Regions from separate parts of the Mus musculus genome. Here region 1 is linked to region 2. The links are chromatin contacts, found by Hi-C or POLR2A ChIA-PET in ENCODE. All regions are on one chromosome and are shown on one strand. Each heading gives the region's core, a stretch centred on a gene start or an enhancer-like site at or near the end of the contact. The rest is flanking DNA. Distances are from core to core; before and after follow the strand shown.

Region 1 (7,171 bases), core at 3,318-5,817, 43 kb before region 2:
TGTAGCTACTCATTAGTTTAGGTTGTAAAAACTGATTACATGGGAAATCCAAGACAAGTAAGGTTGGTTTTTACATTGTTCTCTTATGGCAGGTTAAATCAATAGCTTGGGTGTAAGGTAAGTATATTATTAGTCAAGGTCCTTTTATTATTTTTATTTTTTTAAGATTTATTTATTTTATGTATATGAGTACACACTGTAGCTGTACAGATAGTTTTGTGAGCCTTCATCTGGTTGTTGGGGAATTGAATTTAGGACCTCTGCTCACTCAGTCCCTGCTAGCTCTGGCCCAAAGATTTATTTATTTATTATAAATAAGTACACTGTAGCTATCTTCAGACTCAATAGAAGCAGGTGTCAGATCTCTTTATGGGTGGTTGTAAGCCACCATGTGGTTGCTGGGATTTGAACTCAGGATCTTCTGAAGAGTAGTCAGTGCTCTCAGCTGCTGAGCCATTTCACCAGCCCCAGTCAGGCTTCTCTAGTGACCCGTCCAGCAGGTCCAGTTATTCGAGGGTCTCAAAGGGACCTTCTCCTAAGAATCAAATTGGTGGGTAGAGAGAGAGGAGGGTCTTGTGGGAATAAAGACACGGAAACATTCTGAATTACATCAAGACCCCAATGTATTAGCCAGGCCGAAGGTTTAAATGCACAAGCAAAAGGGGAAGTACAGGTACTTATCAGCGGGAGGGATGGGGCAATACAAGCAAATGGAGAAGTACTTATCAGTGAGGTGGGGGGGCAATAGAAATTTTTTCTTTTGGCAGCTACACCGGGAAGCAGGAACTTGGTGGTATCAGGGTGTGGTCAGGACATTGGAGATGATTTAGGGCTGGAACAATCTGTGGTTGTTCTCAGAATCGTTGTGTCTGTGGCCCTCTTTTGACCCCCTTTTCTTCTGGGGGGGGGAGAGGCCCAATTCAGAGATCAGGACAATTGTGTTGTCTTAATGGCTCCCAACACTCTAGAGGAACAGAACTTATAGAATGACTCAACCTCTCTCTCTCCCTCCTCCTCTCCATCTCCCTCTCCCTCTCCCTTTCCCCCCACTCCAGTGTCTCTTTGACAGAGGGAAGAAGAAGAGGAGCTATTAAAGTAGCTTACAGGCTATGGTCCAACTAGTCCAACAATGGCTGTCTACAACTGGAAGGTCCAAGAATCCAGTAGTTGTTAAGTCCATGAGGTTGCAGGTCTCAGCTGTTCTTCAGCATACGCTGGAATCCCAAAGAAGTAGGCACTAATACCAGTAAAGAGTGAATTTACCAGCAGTAGCAACCAAGGAAAAAGCAAGTTAACTTCCTTTTTATAAGTCCTTTATATAGGCTGCCAGCAGGCAACATTATGGTATGACTCCAACAAGTGCTGAAATGGGTTTCATTTTTCCAAGTCTGCTTTTATATCATTCTGGTACAAAGAACAAACACAGCATTAACAAAGGCCCCATCATATTCAGGATCTTATCAAGATGATCAAGATATTGAGCCTACTTTCTTGTCCTAGCCCAAGGTCAAATTCTTGCCAAAATCCTTGAAGTGGCACCAAGAGCTCTCTACACTTGCAGCTAGATCTTATAGAGGCACTTTCTCAACTGAGGCAACCTCCTTTCAGATAACTCTAGTTTGTGTGTCAAGTTGACAGAAGACTAGCCAGCACAAGACCCTAGATAGATAGATAGATAGATAGATAGATAGATAGATAGACAGATAAAGGCTAGGAAGAGGGCTCAATGGTTAAGAGTGTGTACTGCTCTTCAGAGAACCTGGGTTTGGTTCCCAGCACTCATGTCAGGTGGTTAACAACTGCCTGTCATTCCTGCTCCAGGAGCTCCAACACCTCTGGATTCTGAGGGAACTTGCACTCCTGTATGTGAACTTGCTCCTCACTCCAGCTCCATGTATATTGTTTGTTTAAGTAATTTTTTAAAAGAATCTTTAAAAAAACAGTTGGGGCTGGGGATGTAGTTTAGTTGGCAGAGTGCTTGTTTAGCAGGCAGAAACTTTGATCCCCAGAATCAAATAAACTGATTGTGATTGTATTCCTTAGTTTTGTGTTGCTGTAATGGAAGGCAACGTAAGGAAGGAAGCCTTTGTTTTGGCTGTTGTTCATAGCAGAGTAGAGGCATGACAGCTAGAAGGAAGCTGCTCACACCCCCAATTTCTAGAGCACCAAGCAGGTACAAAGACTGCAGGTAGGTAGGGTTTATTTACTGTAAACAACTCCCAAGGCCCCCATCCCTGTCTCCAGTGACATACTTTCTTCATCAAGGCTGCACCTCATAAAAATCTCCAAACAGTGCCACCAACTGGGGGCCAAGTGTTCAAATGCCTGATTCTTGTGGCCATTTCTCATTCTGACTACATAATAGTATTCACCTGTAATCCCATCACGCTGAAGATAAAGGCAGAAAATAGGTCATTCATCAGTACGGATAGGTGGAGGGTCAGAATGGTCTATGTGCAAACCGGCTTCAAAAATTAATAACACAACAAAACAACAAACAAAGAAAAACCTCAAAAATCAAAAACAAAACAAAAAAAACCCCATGAAACCAAACCTGGAAGTATTTTACTGAACTGTAAACAATCCACCTGCTCATCTGGACAATGCATTTATTCATAAAGAGAGATAAGGCAACTCACTCAGACATGTAACATGTACAATATCCAACATGGAATTAATCATTACCTGGCCTTCTCAATGCTTAGAAGGGATAGGCAGGAGGATCACTGGTTTAAGGCAAGTCATGTAACATAATGAATTTGAACCAGCCTGAGTCTGAGTTTGGTTCCAGACCCTGTCTGGAAACAAAAACAAAACTATGAAGAATAAACACCATTGACAGAAACAAAATACCAGATGGAGCAAGAAAGTTTCAAGGGGGACAAAATGAGTAATCTGAGAATTGAGAAGACATCACTTCAGCCACTGCACACATTAGAACCATAAGAAGTAAATACAGTTTTGTTTTGAGGGTCTTTTTGTTTTTGTTTGTTTGTTTTTTTGAGACAGGGTATGCAGCCAGGCAGAACTTGATATGTATAGCAGGTTGGTTTTTAAACTCACAGAATTCTGACTACCTCTGCCTTCTAAGTGCAGGAATTTAAAGCAAAAAATCAAAATATTCTTTTTTTTTTTTTTTTTTTTTTTGGTTTTTCAAGACAGGGTTTCTCTGTGTAGCCCTGGCTGTCCTGGAACTCACTCTGTAGACCAGGCTAGCCTCGAACTCAGAAATTCACCTGCCTCTGCCTTCCAAGTGCTGGGATTAAAGGCATGCGCCACCACGCCCGGCCAAAATATTCTTATTTCATGAGAATTTATAATCAAGTATGGTAGTACAGCACTTGTGGGGTGGAGCAGGATTACAAATTTAAGGACAGTATGTTGTACACAGAGAACTGAATTCCTGCTTTCTTCAAGAACATAAGGTCCTAACCACTGAGTCATTTCTACAGCTCCCTGTTGCTCCTTTGTGAGACAGGTTCAAACATTGTAGCTCAGGCCTGCCTGAAGCTCAGTATATAGCTTCCCTTAGATTCTAATTGAAAATTGATTTGATTTCTAAAGGTAAAATGATTTGAGATGTATGACAGTAGTTCTCAATATTTTCACTGCTGCAATCCTTCAATATAGTTACTTATATTATGATGATTCCCAACCATGATAGTAGCATTTTCATTGCTACTTTATAACTGCAATTTTGCTACTGCTATGAATTATACTGTAAATATCTGATATGCAGAGGATAGCTGATATTCAACAAAGGGGTCACGATCCACAGACCCACAAGATGAGAACTACTGAATTAGAGGTTTAAATATCCATACACAGGGAGTTTTAATGGACATTATGCATTTATTCTGAATTTAGAAATAATTTATATAATGACGTAGCTGAGATTTGAACACTCATTAATAAGGCACAACTTCAATATATAGGATAAAGTCTTACAAAATGAGATTAATGAATCAAAGTGGAGCAGTTTTTATGGCATTTAGAAACTCATCTCAAATCATTGTTGAGAAAGTTCCATCTGGGAGGCTCAGGCAGTGGTATTGCAACAAGTTCAGGTCAAAAGCCTGTCTCAAAAAACAAAACAGAGCTGGGCGTGGTGGCGCATATCTTTAATCCCAGCACTCTCCCAGCACTTGGGAGGTAGAGGCAGGCGGATTTCTGAGTTCGAGGCCAGCCTGGTCTACAAAGTGAGTTCCAGGACAGCCAGAGCTATACAGAGAAACCCTGTCTCAAAAAACCAAAAAACAAAACAAAAACAAAACAGAAATTTCTTTTAATTATACAGTTAGTAACAACGTATTGCATCACACACTTCTTGAGATTCTCTAGGGATATCATATAAAATTTTGTAACTATTTTACTTTTCTCTTTGTGGCGTTTGAACGTTGTCCCTTTCACTGACTACAGTGGGAGCCAGCCACGTGGGCCGTGTCCGCGTTTGGGGACTACATTTCCCAGGGTGCTCCGCCGGAGACTTGACAGGAAGTGGCCGGAGCATCTCCCGCCTCCACGCCGAGGCGAGAAGGTTCTATCCGGGGCCTTGGCGCTTCTCTTTCCTTTCGCGCCGGTTGCCGCTGCGGAGCGCGGCCGGTCCATGTGCGCAGTGAGTGGCGCTATTTCTGCCTCAGTAGCACCGGTGTCCCGGGTCTGACCGACCGCGCGGCGATGGATCCCAACACCATCATCGAGGCCCTCCGGGGCACCATGGACCCAGCCCTGCGCGAGGCCGCTGAGCGCCAGCTCAATGAAGTAAGGACGGCCGGCTAGCGGCTGCTGCGGGCTTGTGGGCCGGCAGGCCAAGACTTCCAGGCCTGGCTGGAGACGCGGAGCACAGCTCCGACGAGCCCATTTGGAGAGGTTGGGCGGAGATCTGACCGCCGTGCCAGGCTCCACTGTGGGGACGCGGCGTCCAGGCCGCCACTCGGTCGGCTTCCGAGTGGGCCTCTGGCCCGGGTCTGGGCGTGTGGAGCCGGCCGAGCTAGGCGGGCGTGACGGTCTGGACACATGGCCGGCTCCCGTGGCCCGCCGCCCTCTGGCTGTCTCCCAGTTTGCTCTCGGGAGGGGGCGAGACAAACTGGGAGGGTGTAGAGATGTGTCCCAGACCAGTCTTTCCGGCGCCCGGTCGGCCGGGGTTCCTGGGGAGGCTAGCTAGTCCACTGGGGGCTGCGCCTGACAGCCTTGTGTGTGCTCTTGGCGGATCAGTGACCTGCCTGTCCGGTACAACTTTCTTCTCGCCGGCGAGGTGCTAGGGACAGATTTCAGATCTGGTAGGGCAGGGGTAGTGTGGGTTACACTGTGCGATCCCCGCTCTGGTACTGTCCTAGTACCACAGTTGGGAGGCGGGATGATGTAGTGGAACGGGTCAGATAAAGTGCGACCTTCTAGGTATAGCAGCCTCAATGATTTCTGGAGTGAGTGACCTTGGGCAAGTCTCACCTCCAGATCCTGAGTTGTACTCATTCATGAAATTAGGCCGTACGGTTGCTGTGATGGTCAAGTGAGATAATCTAGAGCCTATAGAGCTTTCATATGCAACATTAGTGGAGAGTTGGTTTCTCTTCCACGTGTTTTGGGCAGTGCCCCTTGGAAAACTGTTATATTGATATTCTATTGTACTGATTTCATCAGCGTTCTTTTTTTCTGAACTTGGCTATTTTATATATTAGTAAGAATTTAATAGGTTTATAAAAAGGCCTCTGTAAGGTCTCTTTGAGTCTCAGTGTTTTGGTGTGTGTGTGTTCATATACATATATATGTATACTGCATATACACAAATACTAAATTGTATATGCACGCTTTATACACACATATAAGTATCTTTTTTTTTTTTTAATGCAAAAAGAAACCCTTGTTTAAAGAAATCTTAGCCGAGCGGTGGTGGTGCACGCCTTTAATCCCGGCGCTTGGGAGGAAGAGGCAGGAGTATTTCTGAGTTCCAGGCCAGCCTGCTCTACAAAGTGAGTTCCAGGACAGCCAGAACTATACAGAGAAACCCTGTCTCTTAAAAAACAAAAAAGAAAAGAAAAGAAATCTTAAAGCATTGACTTAGAGGAAACATCAGGGAGACTATTAATTGAGCATCTCAAGTTTACCATGCAGTAAAGATAACCCTGCCTTCAAGGAATTTACAGTTATCCAAGACCACCCACAGTTCAAATAAATTATTTCACAATGAAAAGGTCATTTATATGTAAATGAGACCATGCTGAAGGATCATAGTATACTGAAATTTTTAGATCCAAAGTCACCTAGGCAAGAGCTTACTTTGGGATGTAAAATGGTAAAGTGAAACAAACTGTCTCTTTAAAATGTAATTAAATCATACAAGAAGTTAATGGATCAATTGTTCTGTTTTAGATGGATTTTCTGTACAATGAATATTATTCTGCTTATGGAATATTAATACATGTAATAAAAACAAGTATCATGTGGTTACACCTATAATCCCAGCACAATGAATGCTGAGGCGAGGCAGGAAGATAGATTGCTCAGGAGTTTCAGGCCAGCCTGGGCTGCAGAGTGAGACTGTTTCCTTTCCAGATACTAGAAAACCTGAAAGTTTTGTCCTAGGTATTTCTGTCATGAATACACAGGGCTCTTAAATTTGTTTTTTAAAAGAATTGATTTCTTTTACATAAAGATTGGGTAAATGTTTACTTCAAATGTGAAATTCTGTGAACAGTTACTGCATTCCTAGTTTTTTTGCTTAGTTTTGTTTTTTGGACAGGGTTTTACCCCTTAACCCAAGCTGGCCTCAGATTCCTGGGTAATCTTTCTGTCTCAGCTTTCCTAGCCCATGTACCAGCACATCCAGTTTTGCATGTCTAATTATGAGCACCAGTATAATATATAGACAGAGAAAATATTAACTACTTATGTTTTAAAAGATAATGGAATAATCAAAATATTAATCAAAGTCTTGACTCAGCCATTGATCTGCTATTCTAGAGTACAATGGAACAGTGAATACTGATAATCTTTTCTGCCAAAGAAAATGTATAATTTGGCTGACATTTCTGTAATTTTTAGCTCTTGTATGTTTTTCAGTTACTACATTTAGATTGTTAGGTAATTGTCCTAAGGTAACTTTTAGAATGTTTACTCTGACTTAGGAAACAATCCAGATAAGTCTTGAAGAATGAGAAAAGAACATCTTTGA
Region 2 (7,059 bases), core at 4,236-6,735:
TGCCCATTCCCCTCTCCTCATTTCTCCTCCCCTGTCTTGATTATGGTATCTTATCCTAACTCTGAAGACTGAAGGCACATGGTTCCCTCTAAAAACCACTATTGATACCACTGCAGAAATAAGCCAGCAACAACAGGGCAGCGGGGTGGGCTTCTCCCCTCTCTTCCTAAATGCATGTTCAAAGATGAGACCTTATTGATCTTAAACATCTGTCAGATGAGTCATACATTGGATTATTTTTTATATACATGTATACACAATATTTCAAATTGAAAGCAACATCTCAGTGGATTCAAAACTACTACATACTGTTGTCTAAAACAAAATTTATAATTGTACAAATGAAATGCACATATTGATATTTAAAATGCATAATTAAGAAAACCCTTTGTGTTGTGTTTTTCTTGTGTACTAAGCCCTGATGCTGGCACTGTTTAGCTTTCCATTTTGCCTCTGGAGGAATCAAAGTATTTCTCAATACTAAAATGTTTGCAAAAGGAAAGCAATCTCTAATTGTGTGGGTGCAAATTGTTAACCAAGTGTGCTTCTACTCCTGTCTCATAGTTACGACACCAAGTGTATACCCTAGGTTGCTTAAGGGAATGTCACTATTCTATAAAATCAGTACAATAAAAATGGAGTTAGGAATTTATATTCAACATTGTGTGAAGGGGTGCATAATGTAATTAACATTATTGTCTTCCTTTACATTTCTGTACCTAATCAATTTTTTTTTAATTTTTAAACTTCACTAATATTTAAATTAATCCAATTTTCACATTGTTACTAGAAAACCATATATCAAAAAAGGTTTAAGTTGGTTTTAAACACAATGAAAATTATCATTTACAGAGGTTATATATTTTTCAAGTTAGAATTGGTAGTTTTAGTTAGAATCAATAGTTACAATATAGCAGGCAAATCAAAATTTTCTTCTTACACTTAACCTGGAATTTTTATCTGAGTTCTTTTCACACATCTAAATTTTACCAAAGGGTTCAGGGGATCTTATTCAGTCTTCAGGAATTAGATGGTTAGCTGTGAGATGTGTATGGTGAGAATTGAACCTGGGACTCAAGCTATCTCTCCAGACCCAGAACAGGTTATTTTTTTGGTTTTGGTTCTGTTTTTGGCTTTTGGTTTGGTTTTGGTTTTTCTGTACAGCCCTGGCTGTCCTGGAACTCAGAAATCCCCCTGACTCTGCCTCCCGAGTGCTGGGATTAAAGGCATGCGCCTCCACACCCGGTCCAGAACAGTTTCTTAAATTGAACAACAAATAGTATTTCCCAGAGGTCTATTAGAGCTAGGTTGTAACTTTAACTAACTAAAGTGATTCTATATAAGTCTCCCTGTATTTGAGTGCCATATGATATTTGGGCAAATGACTAAATTATACAGTCTTAATATTAAATAAGTCCGCCATGATAAAAAAAAAAGTGTTATTTCAAGGTCTTTAGCAGCTATTTGGTCATAAAAGGCCAGAACTTACTATAGCACCATGCCTGTTAAGAAGTGACTGGCTAGCCGTGTGTTGTGGCACATGCCTTCAATCCCAGCACTTGGGAGGCAGAGGCATTTCTGAGTTTGAGGCCAGCCTTGTCTACAGAGTGAGTTCCAGGACAGCCAGGGCTACACAGAGAAACCCTGTCTCAAAAAAAAAAAAAAAAAAAAAAAAAAGTGACTGGCTTCAATAGCTAGTCTTGCTATACTGGAACTTTGTGGGTCAAGTTGCCAACATAGAGACCCTTTACCTCACAAGCAAAGATGTGCACTCCTTTTATTTTTAATTGATTCAAGTTGCCAAATGTAGATCTGCTAATGCTACAGTATTTTCTTAGGGTTTTACGCTGTGAACAGACACCACAACCAAGGCAGCTGATGACAACATAGCAGCATCCAGGTAGGATGGTGCCCGAAGTGCTGTGTAAAAGTTGCTTAGCAGAATACTGGCTTCCAGGGAGCACTTAATCCAACAAGGCCTTCTGATAGTTCTACTCTCTGGGCTAAGCATATATCTATCACAAGTGTATTCCAAGTTGATCTACATGTAATCCAGATAGAATCTTTTTTTCACACCTACCAAGGAATTGACAAGGTTATTCTGTTTGAGCATATAAAGAGGGACCAAAATGATGCCACGCTCCCACACACACCCAAAAAAAGAAAACAAAAAACCCTTCAACATGCCTTTAGTCCCCTCCTTCACAGGTAGTTGAATGCCTTAGGAGCCAGCTGGGTCTACAGAATGAATTCTACAATAGCCAGGGCTATGCATCAGAGAAGCCATGTCTCAAAAGAAAAGCCAATCAAAAATAACAGTAGTGATCCCTGTGGTACTATTTCAGCCAATGAGCTGAGAAAGAAACCCTACATTAATGTGATCATTAATAGAGAATAAATGGCCCTGATAGAGCAATTAACTTAAAAGGCCTAGGCCTCTCAGCTCATGTATTATCCCAAAATGACCTAGGTGGACCAAAGATTGCTAAGCAGTGTCTTGATTTTAGGATAAACAATGTAGAATCTGAAAAATTAGACTAGCTTTACATATTCACTGGGTTGTAGTTATGTGACTTTAGCTGCTTGTAGCAAGAAGTCATTTTAAAAAGTGTTATGCCTTAATAAGTCCTTAAAATTGTAATTCCAGTGTCAAGAGTGCTTTCATAGCCTGAATTAGGCTGGATTTGAGTCCAAACATTAGCCCTGAAAAGCAATCAAGAAAATCTAGCAAATCACAAAACTGATGGGCTGGTATCCACAAGTAGTGGAAGGCTCTTAGTACCACCCTAACCTTACCAAAACAATCTTAAAAACAGATGTGCCTAGCATATCAGTGTTCTACATATTCATGCTTTCAAAGCTCACAAAGAATTAGAGACATTTGTGATGTTAAAACGGTTACTATATATAGAATATATAAAATCACAACACCTAACAGCTTGAGTACCCTGAGGTATAGGATTTACTAAACTTAAAAATGATTTAATGTTTTGATCATAAAATGCCATCTGTGGTTGGAGAAATAACAGTGGTTACAGAGATCCTGAATTCAATAACCAGCAACCACATGGTGGTAATAGGATCTGATGCCCTCTTCTGGCATGCTGTATATATACAGTATATACAGTTAGAGCACTGAAGCATTAAATAAAATCTTTTTTAAAATTCCAGTGTCATGCCCTAATTTTTTTTTCGTTCATTCATTTTATTTTATTGAGTGCATGGTGGAAGGGGGGAGGGAGGGAGGATCTTTCCCATGCTGGGTAAGATCTATGCCTTGGGAAGGAAGGCAGGCAAACGGGTTAGTGCTAGTGCATAGTCCATGGTGGTGCTTTATCCAAAAGACTTTGGTTGTGGCCTCCCATTTTATTCTCAAAGGGCAGTCTGGGAACCCTCTTGCAGAAGGCAGGAGGAACTGGCCGACCTCCTTATCTGTCTCACGACGGTCTAAACTCAGCTCACCCAGCTCACGTTCCTTATTAGTGGGTGAACAATCCAACGCTTGGTGAATTCTGCTTAACGATAGGAAGAGCCGACATCGAAGGATCAAAAAGCCGCCACAAGCCAGTTATCCCTGTGGTAACTTTTCTGACATCTCCTGCTACATTGTTCCAACATGCCAGAGGCTGTTCACCTTGGAGACCCATATTCTAATTTTTAAGGGTCCAAGTGTTTTGTGTCCTTGAGGATTAAACCCATGAACAAGATGGTGGTGGCATTTGCACTAGGAATGTTTAACCATTGTTCATAACAATATTCATACTGGCCGGGCAGTGCTTGCGCACGCCTTTAATCCCAGCACTCAGGAGGCAGAGGTAGGCGGATTTCTGAGTTCAAGGCCAGCCTGGTCTACAGAGTGAGTTCCAGGACAGCCAGGGCTACAGAGAAACCCCATCTGGAAAAAAAAGCAAAAAATAATAATACTGTTCAGAACCAGAGATGGTGGCACATGCCTATCTATAATCCCATTACTGGCCATGTGGAGGTAGAAAGGTCCAAGAGTACCAAAACAAAGTAGTGGTGTCATGTACCTTTCTTGCCAGGGTTTGATAGGAGTTGTGGGTGGATTAGGTCAAGATCATGTCATCAATTGCCCTCTACATAGCAAATACAAGGCCAGACAGCCACACTCTCAAAAACCATAAAAGGATGTATATTCTAAGTCCTGAGATCCTTCAAATGACATTTGAGTACCGATTATGTAACTATGCCCTGGTTAGATTAATATTTTAAAATTGTGATTTATTGGGCCTTATGTGGCATAGGCTATACAGCCTACTCTTAGCACTTAGGGATATACTCTCCGGTTAAATTCATAGCCTACTGAACTATACTGCAAACTAAAGTCTCAGATGGGGTGAGGGCAAGAGAAGGTAATACTGTAGGTTCCGACTAGATTTAGTTACAAACTCAAGTTTCTCCCGGCTATTTTTCGACTTCATCAATGACATCACCTGAAATGCAAGTGACTGACGGCTAATGCTGGTCAACCTCCTCATCTTATTGGAATATACACCTGGTACTGCGGCTACTGCACTCTTATCTGAAATGCCTTGTATTGGAAATGGCTTAAGGGTTGGGCCGAGAGGATTAAAAAAAAAAAAAAACGTACCACATGCCACAACTAATGTCTCAATAGGTTAAAGAGCCCAACAGATGCTTTCTTCATCCTTCAGTTTCACAAAACAGGGAAAGCGCATGCAAAGGACCCGAGCGACCACAAGTCCACGGACACACTAAGAGCATTCGCTTTGCCTCCCAGCGGAAGCTCGGCTCCGCCGGGATCTCCGCAGAAGCAGAAAGCTCAACCTCCCATGGCATGGTCATGCCCGGAGATTGGGGAAGGGCAGGCAGGTTCCGAACCCAGTCTCCGGCATCAGCTGCGCTAGGCACAGAGACCCAAAGCGAAGGCCTCGGCCGACTCCGAGAGCCCCTAGGGAGCGCGTGGGAGGTTCGGGCCGCCCTCCTGCCTTCCTCTAACCTTCCAATGAAATAACACTCGGCAATAGAAAGGCAAGGCCCATCCGGCCTCCGATACACGCTCCGGCAGGGCCACCGGGAGCTCCATGGGTTCCACATTAGCCCTGTAGGGAAAATGGCGCCCATCACCCTATTTCCCTCCCGGGCAATCAAAAGGACGAACCTCCCTCCCTTGCTACAAAATGGCGCCTCCCGCTGGGGCCCCAGAATCGGCATAATTCACTCGTCCGTGGGGCGGAGTGGTCCGCGATGAGCAGTTTCGCCATCCAGTCAGGCACAGAAGCTTTGATTCCGTACCTGGCGCCAGCCACTCATGAGCGGGTAGGAAGGTCAGGCAACAATGACGCAGGTGAGGTGGGCGTAGTTAGTGGCGGTTTCCTGCCCGTCAGCTAAATCTAGACCAATCGAGAGCAAGAGTCTTCCAGTGAGTGACGTAAAGACAGCCCAATGGAGGGTAGGGGCGGGACTCAGAATTGCTATGCGGGTTGCGGGGCTTGGGGGCCGGGCGGCTGTTTCCTGTCCTGGTGCATGGTGGTCGGACGAAGGAATTGTTGGAAAATTTTCTCGGAGGTTCGTATATAAATGTGTTTTTACCCAGTGTGCATTATTCTCCGCCCGGCCGCCGCCCTCAGTGCGGCGGCGCGGGCCCACTCGGGCCCCGGCTCTCCCTCCAGCTGCTTATGCTGGTCCTCAGGCCTGGCCGATCCTACGGCCGCCTTCGTAGCGCAGCCCGGGCAGAATCGGAGTTTATTAATAACCCGAGGCCGCCACTCTAGGGCGGCGGAGCCTTTCCCTCTGAGGACGCCACCCCACCCCCCTTCACCCAGCGCCCCGCCTGTCCCCTTAGGGGGCCGCTGAGGGGAGGGAGAGCAGGAGGGGAGGGTGGAGCTCTCGGGAGCCGGGAGGCTCAGCTCGACCTGACCTTCGCGCGGAGCGAGTCCCTGGGCGCTCGCTCGGTGTGGAAGCCGGTCGGACTGGGCCTCCGGGCCTCGGTTCTCAGCAGGCCCCAGCAGGGGCGCGGGGCCCGCGGCTGGGGACACGCCTGCATATCGCCCCCGGGTTTCTTCCTATTCTGATCGTAGGCACATTTATTCGTTTTCACAATTTTTTTCTTCAAAAGTCTGTGAGGCCTAACATCGAATATTCAAAAATAGTCTCTTGGAATGTTTTATAATGGGACTTTCGTTCACTCATTTTTTACTTTCTCCCTTTCATTAAACGATGTTTCAATAAGTAGAAATGAATACCACTGCCCATCTGTTTGTTTAGAATCAAGTTCTGCCTTCCCTTTTGAAATATTCAAATCATCTGGCATATTCCGTTGGGAATGTGAGAAATTGCACGTTTCAGATTGTGTTCAGTTTGGTCCTAAATTTTACTAGGAAAGATGCGTTCAGCCCTATTCGGCAAAAACTTGTGTAACATTTTAACACTTTCTTCATTCTAAGTATATAGTAAATTCATTGTGAAATGTAAAGATCACAAAACAATAAGCATAAATCTTACCCTGACATTTTGAGTATTTGGAGATGAGTCAATCGACTCTACAAATACTCTTCCCCTTTGTTTATTTTGGTTTGTTTTATCTGGGCATGGTGTCTCTGTCTATAATTCCAGCAATCGGAGTCTGAGGCAAGAGGATTTCAAGACTACTCTTTATTACAGATTTACAGCTAGCTACACACTGAGTTCCTGATCTCAAGTATACTAATAACAGCTTTTTGATAGAATATACACACGTTCAAATTCACCTAAAATAGTCCAAACTAAGTCTGGTAGTTCAACTTTGAAATCTAAGCTATCAAGGCAAAAATAGGAGAAATTTCAAATTCAAGGCCTGCCTCCACTACAGATTGAGTTTATGGCCAACCTGAGTTACCTAGGAGTAAGGCCCTATCCTACGAGAAGAGCAGGTTGAGGATATAGCGAGTGGGGGAATGCTTACCTACCAGGTACAAGGCCTTAAATTCGGGCCTAAAGACTGCAAATTAACTCACCATGCTAATGTATACCTATACATACTTGGGAGTAGAGACAGGAAGATCAGTTCAGAGTCATTTTTGGCTGTGTACTTAATTG

Evidence for each region. Hi-C counts contacts between places; a loop is a spot of excess contacts on that map. ChIA-PET counts read pairs that join two places held with the same protein, here RNA polymerase II (POLR2A).
Region 1: a loop to region 2 is called in a map of left cerebral cortex, with 7 times the contacts of the local background. The contact joins the promoter of Ipo7 here to the promoter of Zfp143 in region 2. A Hi-C loop is called at or near these places in 6 of 37 maps with a recorded cell type or tissue (gastrocnemius, heart and left cerebral cortex). POLR2A ChIA-PET finds 5 or more read pairs at or near these places in 4 of 5 experiments (Patski and embryonic stem cell).

Annotation. Positions count from the first base shown.
Region 1 is chr7:110,013,748-110,020,918 of GRCm38, forward strand. Ipo7 (importin 7) reads left to right here and starts at 4,568. Exons shown (of 25, transcript NM_181517.5): 1 at 4,568-4,761. The coding sequence starts at 4,678.
Region 2 is chr7:110,056,226-110,063,284 of GRCm38, forward strand. Zfp143 (zinc finger protein 143) reads left to right here and starts at 5,486. Exons shown (of 16, transcript NM_001374618.1): 1 at 5,486-5,550. Ipo7 (importin 7) reads left to right here. Exons shown (of 25, transcript NM_181517.5): 25 at 1-384.